Regions from separate parts of the Homo sapiens genome. Here region 2 is linked to region 1. A link is an interaction called in ENCODE POLR2A ChIA-PET data of the cell type or tissue named here. Cell type or tissue: HepG2. All regions are shown on one strand. Region 1 overlaps AQP7 (aquaporin 7). Region 2 overlaps UBAP1 (ubiquitin associated protein 1).

Region 1 (4,000 bases):
AAGTGATGACCCAGGAGCAGCAGCCGGGCACCTAACAATGGGTCAGCACCGTGGGCGTGGAGACGAGAGCGGGGATTGATCAATACCGGAGAAGTACAATGTACAGGACTTGGGTTCCATTTGGATGGAGTGGGTGAGGGAGAGGGAGGAGTCAGAAATGGCTTCCGGTTTCCAGCTTGGGCCTGGGGATTGGAGATGTCCCCACTGAGAGTAGGGCACAAGTGAGGAAATGGTTTGGAGAGGAAGATAAGTTACATCATGGACATGCTGAGTCTGAGTTGCCTATGGGACTTGGAATGGGGGGTGGCAAAATGTGTGTGATCTTGAGCAAGATATTCAACCCTTCTGGGCCTTGGTCTTCTTATTTGTAAAATGGCGATAAGAATATTACTTCCCATTTGTGTTGCTGTGAATATTAAATGCGCTACCACATGTAAAATGTTGAGAATCATTTCTGGCTCAGAGTAAGTGCTCAATAAACACAGTTATGCCTTTTATATGGTCTGGAGCTCAGAAGCGGAAGACAGGGTTTCGTGAAGTCATGGCTTTGTGGATGTAGCTAGATTGTGGAGTAATGACAGGAGGGTTGGGGGCATGGCACAAGGTAGGTGGTCAAGAGACACTGGACACAACCCAAATGTCCATCCACAGGGGAACAGATACATACACTGCTGCGCAATTGCACATAATAGAACCCTCTACAATAGCAAAAATTAAGGCACAACAGACACCTGCAACAACACAGAAAAATTCTGGAGGCATAAAAGGTAATACAGTAGCCGGGCGTGGTGGTTCACGCCTGTAATCCCAGCACTTTGGGAGGCCAAGGCGGGTGGATCACGAGGTCAAGAGATCGAGACCATCCTGGCCAACATGGTGAAACCCTGTCTCTACTAAAAATACAAAAATTATCTGGGTGTTGTGGCACACACCTGTAGTCCCAGCTACTCGGGAGGTTGAGGCGGGAGAACTGCTTGAACCTGGGAGGCGGAGGTTGCAGTGAGCCAAGATTGCATCACTGCATTCCAGCCTGGCGACAGAGCTAGACTCGGTCTCAAAAAAAAAAAAAAAAAAAGAGCCTGGTGTAGTTGGGCACCTGTAATCCCAGCTACTCAAAAGGCTGAGGCAGGAGAGAATCCCTTGAACACGGGAGGCGGAGGTTGCAGTGAATGGAGATTGTGCCACCGCACTCCAGCTTGGGTGACAGAGTGAGACTGTGCCTCAAAAAAAACAACAACAAAGTAATACAGTAGACTATATACAGTGTGACACCAGTCTTGTAGCTGAAAAATAAGCAAAAATACATTCTTTGCTATATATATGTATGTAAGAAAACTATTTTAGAAAAAGAAATAATTCCTACAGGCAGATGGAGAGGAACACAGGAGTAGTACAAACTATTAATAATTTTCTAGTTTTGGGTTTGGACATTTGCGGGTTTATTACATGATCGTGCTTGATAACATATAAATGTGATACATATTGTTTGTATGAGATATATATATTATATATATATATATATATATATATATTTTTTTTTTTTATGGAGTCTCTCTCCCGTCATGCAGGCTGGAGTGCCAGTGGTGTGATCTCGGCTCACTGAAACCTCTGCCTCCTGGGTTCAAGCAATTCTCCTTCCTCAGCCTTTCAAGTAGCTGGGATTACAGGCATGCGCCACCACGCCTGGCTAATTTTTGTATTTTTAGTAGAGACCAGGTTTCGCCATGTTGGCCAGGCTGGTCTCAAACTCTTGACCTCAGGTGATCCACCCGCTTCCGCCTCCTAAATTGTTAGGATTACAGGCGTGAGCTCCACCGCCTGGCCAGTATGTAGGTATATCTAAAAACACAAAGAAGGAATAGCTGTAGTGTGAGGACGGCGGAGTTGGGGGGCGGAGTGGGGGGCGCCAGGGGGAGGGGAGGGGTAACAGGTGGGAGCCTGGTGAGATCACAGGGAATCCAGGGAGGATGACTGTATCTGACGTCCCACGGTGGGAGGAGCCGAGCCAGGGGAACCAGGGCTGGGAGTGACCAGGGAAGGGCCCACAGCTGGAAGTCCCCAGCTGTACAGTAGCCTTCCTCGGTAACCTTCTACAAGCCCCTTCCCCCCTCTCACGCTCAGTGGCCCTGTGAGCCTTTCTCATTGTTGGCATTCCAGAGCAGCATGGTCCCAAGGCCTCAGTTACAGCTTAGAGAGGCATATACGGGGCCCAGGGTTCTGGTTCCTACCCTCCTCTGTCCCTCCCTGAGCACTTCAGCCCTCTGGCATCCTCCTGTCCCTGGGAGGGGCCCTGGAGGCAGGGCGGCCATGGGTTCATACAGAGCCCCCACCTGCTGTCCACTGCTCTGCCACAGGCTTGCACTAGGCCTGTTGCCCCTAACACCTTGCAGTTTCTGGTCCCAACGTCAGGCTCAGATGAGCCCTGACCAGTCGCAGAGCAATCCTTTCCATTCTCTTGGCAGGTATCAGGTGAGAGCCCCCAACGTGCCAGGCACCATTCCAGCATTGAGGACACAGGCGTAAGGAAGATAAAAGTCCTTGTCCTCATGGAGCTAGCGTTCTATGTAAAATATATGGCATGTTATAGATGCTATGGAGAAAAAGCAGGCACAGTGTCTAGAAAGTGTGGGGAGGTGTGAAGAGAAGATGGCCTCACTGAGAAGGTGACTTTGAGTAAAGACCTGAAGGAGTGAGGGAGTGAGCCATGTGGACACTTGGGGAAAGAACATGCCAGGCTGAAGGAACAGCCAGTTCCCTGAGGGGGAGCTGGAGGGGCCATGGTGCTGGAATGGAAAGAGGAAAGGGGAGATGTCAGAGAAGTAAAGGGGATGGTGGGTGGACTGAGGCCAGGCCTTGGGGAGAGATGAAAACAAGGGTTGGGGCAGAGGTGAGGGAAGTCTCTGGAGGAGAAAGGCAGGTCCTTCTTCAGGAAGGAAGGAAGGAAAGAAGGAGAGAGGGAGGAAGGAAGGGAGGGAGGGAGGCATTAGGATAAGGTGGGGTGGGCATCATAGCACCTTGTGGGTCCCTGCTCTTGGTTTTGCTGTCACGCACACACGTGCATGCACGCACACACATGCACGCACATGCATGCATATGCATGGTTCCTCCTGTAGATGGATCTGTGCAGCTGTGGGACCCAGGCTGGGACATGAGCCATGGGAGCACTGGACCCTCTCCCATTCTCCCAGTCCCAGCATGGACTGGTTGTGTGACCTGGATAGGACCCCTCCACTCTCTGGGCCTCAGTTTCCCCATACAGAAGGCTTGGATCTTTTGGTATCTGGGGAGCCCCCCAGCTCTTCTTACAGCACTTTGAAGCCTCACGTCATGGCCCCACTCCCAGGCCAGGCCCATCCAGGGCTCTGCAGATGAATGTATGGTCCTCAGCCTGGTAGTCCCAGCTTTGAGAGGAGCCCCTTACCCTTGCCTGGCCTGCTCTCCCATTCAGCTCCAGGGATTCCAAGGGATACTGGCAGCACCCTGGTCTGGCTAGTCTTAGGTTTCCTCCCTCAGATGGGGTCCTGCCGCCTAGGAAGAGGTGGGAGCAGCCACCTCAGGCCTGGCCTGGTGCTGGCACCCTCAGTGTGAAGAGGCCGGAGTCACTCCGAACAGCACAGCTGCTCCACACCCACCTCTGTGCTGATCTTACAGTAGGAACAGTGAAACTCAGGGTGACCCCGGCCCTCCTGTACATGGCAGGGGCTCATACTCTGGCACTTAGCACAGACAACGAAGCCAGCCCGCCCGGATCCAAATACCGGCCCTGCCACTCACTAGCCGTATGACCTTAGGTAAGATAATAGCTCCCACTTCACAGCGCCACTGGGAGGATGACACGGGCGATGCCTGGCACATGGGAGTGTGTGTGCTGCTGTCACTAAGCACCCTCTAAAGGGAGCTGCATGTCGTCATGCACATCTGACACACAGGGAAACTGAGGCTGGGGAGATTGGCTCAGTAAGGGGCAGAGAGCAGGAATTACAGCCCTTGTCAATGTGCC
Region 2 (4,000 bases), 840 kb before region 1:
TTTAAGACAGGGTCTTGCTCTCTCACCCAGGCTGGAGTGCAGTGACGTCATCACCACTCACTGCAGCCTCATTCTCCTGGGCTCAAGTGATCCTCCCACCTCAGCCTCCTGAGTAGCTGAGACTACAGGCATGCACCACCATGCCCAGCTAATTTTTTAAATTTTTTTGTAGAGCTGAGGGCTCACTTTGTTGCCCAGGCTGGTCTCAAATTCCCAGACTCAAGCAATCCTCCCACCTCAGCCTCCCAAAGTGGAATTGTCCATTTTTATCCAATGTATCTAGAATTTAAAATATTATAGCTAACAATTTTCTGCCTCAACCTCAAATACCTTTTAGTTTCAGTCCTTATTACTGAAAATCTTCCTAAAATATTTGCACCCATTTTCCTAAGTTCAATTTTTTAAATAGCCACTAAGTGCATGCCTCATGGCTGCGGTTGTGGCAGTTCCTTGAAGTTAGGTTCTGCATACCACTTTGGTGGAAGATAGTGAGTGGGCTGAATATGTAATGACTCAGGATAAACTCTGGGAAGACTTCATTTGCTTTGTTTCTTTCTAAATTGCTGATATGCCTATGATTCTGCAATCTGCCCGTTTTTTCTAAAAAAAGTACAATTCCAGGTGGGGGGAGAAATCCCCAATAGAGGATAGCAAATGCATAATATTTAATTCAGGTATTATTGTGAGGAGATTCAAATTGAGGTTTTTTTAAAAAGAAGATCAAACTTAAAATTAAGTGAAAATCTGTAATTCCATGACTGGTTATCACCATCTTAAAGCCATCAGCGCCTCCTGCAGCAAAGGACTTAAAAATAAATAAATAAATAAATAAAACAAAAAAAACTATCTTAAAGCCACAAGCCAGGTAACACTGGCAAAATCATAAATATACAAAATAACATAGATATCTGTTGTAAGATGTGAAATCACAAGAAAATGTTACTCATATCCTAACAACAAAACAAGCCATATAATCTACAAAATCAGCTTTTTAATATACATTGTCTGGCATTCAATTAAAAATTATAAGACACAGAAAGAAGCAAGAAAATGTGATCCAGAATTAAGAGAGGAACCAGTCATCAGACCCAAATTCAGGGAGAGCCAAGATATTGTAAACATCAGACAGGGAGCTTTAAAATAACAATAATAAATATGTTAAAGGGTCTAATGGAAAAACTAAACATGTGTGAGCAGATGGGAACTTCAGCAGAGAGATGGAAATATAAAGAGACAAATGGAAATGCCACAAGTGAAAAATGCATTATCAGAAAAGAAAAATTTTGATGGTTCATAAACCAGGCTATGCTAATCCGAAGACAATAATCAGCATAAGAAAGACTTGGGACTTGAAGTTAGGTCAAAAGAAATTAGCCAAACTGAAATACAAAGAGAGAAAAAGGGAAAAAAAAAATTGAACAGTGTTAAGAGATATCTGGAACAATACCAAACAACCTAATGCATATGTGATCATAGCTCACTATAACCTTGAACTCCCAGGCTTAAGCAATCCTCCTGTCCCAGGCTCCTGAGCAGCTAGGACTATAGAGAAGCTCCACCACACCTGGCTAATTTTTAATTTTTTGTAGAAACAAGGCCAGGCGCGGTGGCTCATGCCTGTAATCCCAGAACTTTGGGACGCAGACGCAGGTGGATCACCTGAGGTCAAGAGTTCAAAACCAGCCTGGCCAACATGGCGAAACCCTGTCTCTACTAAAAATACAAAAATTAGCCAGGCATGGTGGTGCGCACCTATAATCCCAGCTACTCAGGGGGCTGAGACAGGAGAATTGCTTGAGCAATTGCTTGAGGAGGCAGAGGTTGCAGTGAGCAGAGATGGCACCACTGCACTCCAGCATGGGCGACAGAGCGGGACTCCATCTCAAAAAAAAAAAAAAAAACAAGAAACGGGGTTTTTCTATGTTGCCCAGGCTGGTCTCAAACTCCTGGCCTCAAGCAATCCCTCCAGCCCACCACACACACACACACACACACACACACACACACACACACACACACACACACAATAGAGTAGGAGGAAACTTTAGAAGGTAATGAATGTTTATGCCTTAATGATGGTGATGGTTTCATGAGTGTATACTTATCCTCAAACTCATCAAGATGTATACATTAAACATGTAAATATGTACAGCTTTTTATATATCAATTATACCTCGATAAAGTGATTTAAGGAGGGGGGCTAGTTTTATCAAATCTTATCACGGGGTCTATTTTTTCATAAATTAGAGTCTCAACACATTTTCCAGATAAATAACCTTTCTCCTAGATGAAAATAAGAATCAGTGAAAGAGGATTGAGATTTCTTTTTTCTTTTCTTTTTTTTTTTTTTTTAAGATGGCGTCTTGCTCTGTCACCCAGGCTGGAGTGCAGTGGTGTGATCTCGGCTCACTGCAAGCTCTTCCTCCTGGGTTCACGCCATTCTCCTGCCTCAGCCTCCCAAGTAGCTGGGACTACAGGCACCAGCCACCATGCTCGGCTAATTTTTTTTTGTATTTTTAGTAGAGACAGGGTTTCACCATGTTAGCCAGGATGGTCTGGATCTCCTGACCTCATGATCCGCCTGCCTCAACCTCCCAAAGTGCTGTGATTACAGGCATGAGCCACCGCGCCCAGCCAGAGGATTGAGATTTTAAAGCACCAGGCTCCAAGAAAGTCCTTATCCAAACTAAGCGAAGGGTATGGAGTTTTTATAAGAAATGGATAATATTTCTAGAAGTTTGAGAAATAACTGTTTGTTTCCCTTATTCTGTTATTTAGGGATATATGGTCACTAGTAACAGTGAAGTTGTTCAACTTTAGTTGAAAATAATGAACTCAGAGGTAAATCAAGTGCTAGTCAAAGACAGCACAGCACCAGACCTAGTCAGTCCCAAATATTAAAAAGAAAAAAAAATACATTTTAATATCCGTCATGACAGCAGTTATTACCTCCTTGTCCACACCCCAAGTGCCACAGAAAAGTTACCCACATCCATTAACCTCTCAATGGATCAGTCAGATATCTAACTTTGGAGGACCAATCCACAGGCTCATAAGCTAAGAAGGCTATGCCATCAGTTTGCCTTGACCAAAAGATATAAAATCTCTATCTCTATGATGCTAGCCACTGAAACTGAAAGATCAAGTAGCAAGCAGCACCTTAACTGGGGTGGCCATTTATAGCCCTGTGTACTCTACACTATTAGGCCAAGAAAGCAAGTCTATGAACTGAATAATAATGGATCACAGACACAGAGACATATAGTGAAGAAAGGCTAAGCAGCTTCCTGAGAAGTGGAAGGAGTAGCCTTAGTTCCTGGCTTTCTAATTTTAGCCTTGAGAGAGCAGAAACTTTATTTTCTGTACTCACATGCCTGCACAATTGCCTATTAAATATTCTCCATCTACTGCCTTTCATTTCTATTATTTAAACTACCTGATATCTAAAAATAGGATACTTTACTCTAAAAACCCAACTAGCTCTTTCCAGCCAGCGCCGAGCAATGGGCATCTCTCGGGAGAACTGACACAAGCACCGCAAGACCGGGGGCAAGAGAAAGCCCTACCACAAGAAGCGGAAGTATGAGCAGGGGTGCCCAGCTGCCAACACCAACATTGGCCCCTGCCACGTCCACACAGTCCATGTTTGAGGAGGTAACAAGAAATACCGTGCCCTAAGGCTGCATGTAGGGAATTTCTCCTGGGGCTCAGCGTTGTATTTGCAAAACAAGGATCATCGATGTTGTCTACAATGCGTTTAATAACGAGCTGGTCCATAACAAGACCCTGGTGAAGAATTGCTTCATGCTCATTGACAGCACACCATACTCATCGACAGCACACCGTATGGACAGTGGTACGAGTCCCACTATGCGCTACCCCTGGGCCACAAGAAAGGAGACAAGCTGACTCCTGAGGAAGAAGAGATTTTAAACAAAAAATGATCTAAAAAATTTCAGAAGAAATCGATGAAAGGAAAAAAAAAGGCCAAAATCAGCAG

The links. ChIA-PET counts read pairs that join two places held together with the same protein. Peaks named below come from ENCODE experiments on the same cell type or tissue, not always from the same donor. Only the 100,000 strongest peaks of a DNase experiment are listed, where the experiment ranks them.
Region 2: POLR2A ChIA-PET joins it to region 1 with 5 read pairs; 1 of 35 experiments calls an interaction of 5 or more read pairs at or near these places.

What each region holds. Positions count from the first base shown.
Region 1 is chr9:33,379,630-33,383,629 of GRCh38, reverse strand. AQP7 (aquaporin 7) reads left to right here. Exons shown (of 8, transcript NM_001170.3): 8 at 1-439. LOC124902142 (a long non-coding RNA gene) reads right to left here. Exons shown (of 2, transcript XR_007061462.1): 2 at 1,416-1,839. Among named protein-coding and RNA genes, the nearest start is that of AQP7, 21 kb to the left of the region's middle. RefSeq lists enhancers at 1-258, 1,827-2,425, 2,426-3,026. In HepG2, a CTCF peak has its summit at 1,812 (motif pointing left); DNase peaks (open chromatin) are centred at 1,071 and 2,099.
Region 2 is chr9:34,224,132-34,228,131 of GRCh38, reverse strand. The region is part of intron 2 of UBAP1 (ubiquitin associated protein 1); the gene reads right to left. It also overlaps the pseudogene RPS8P9. Among named protein-coding and RNA genes, the nearest start is that of UBAP1, 47 kb to the right of the region's middle. In HepG2, no CTCF peak of the experiment used is centred here; a DNase peak (open chromatin) is centred at 1,541.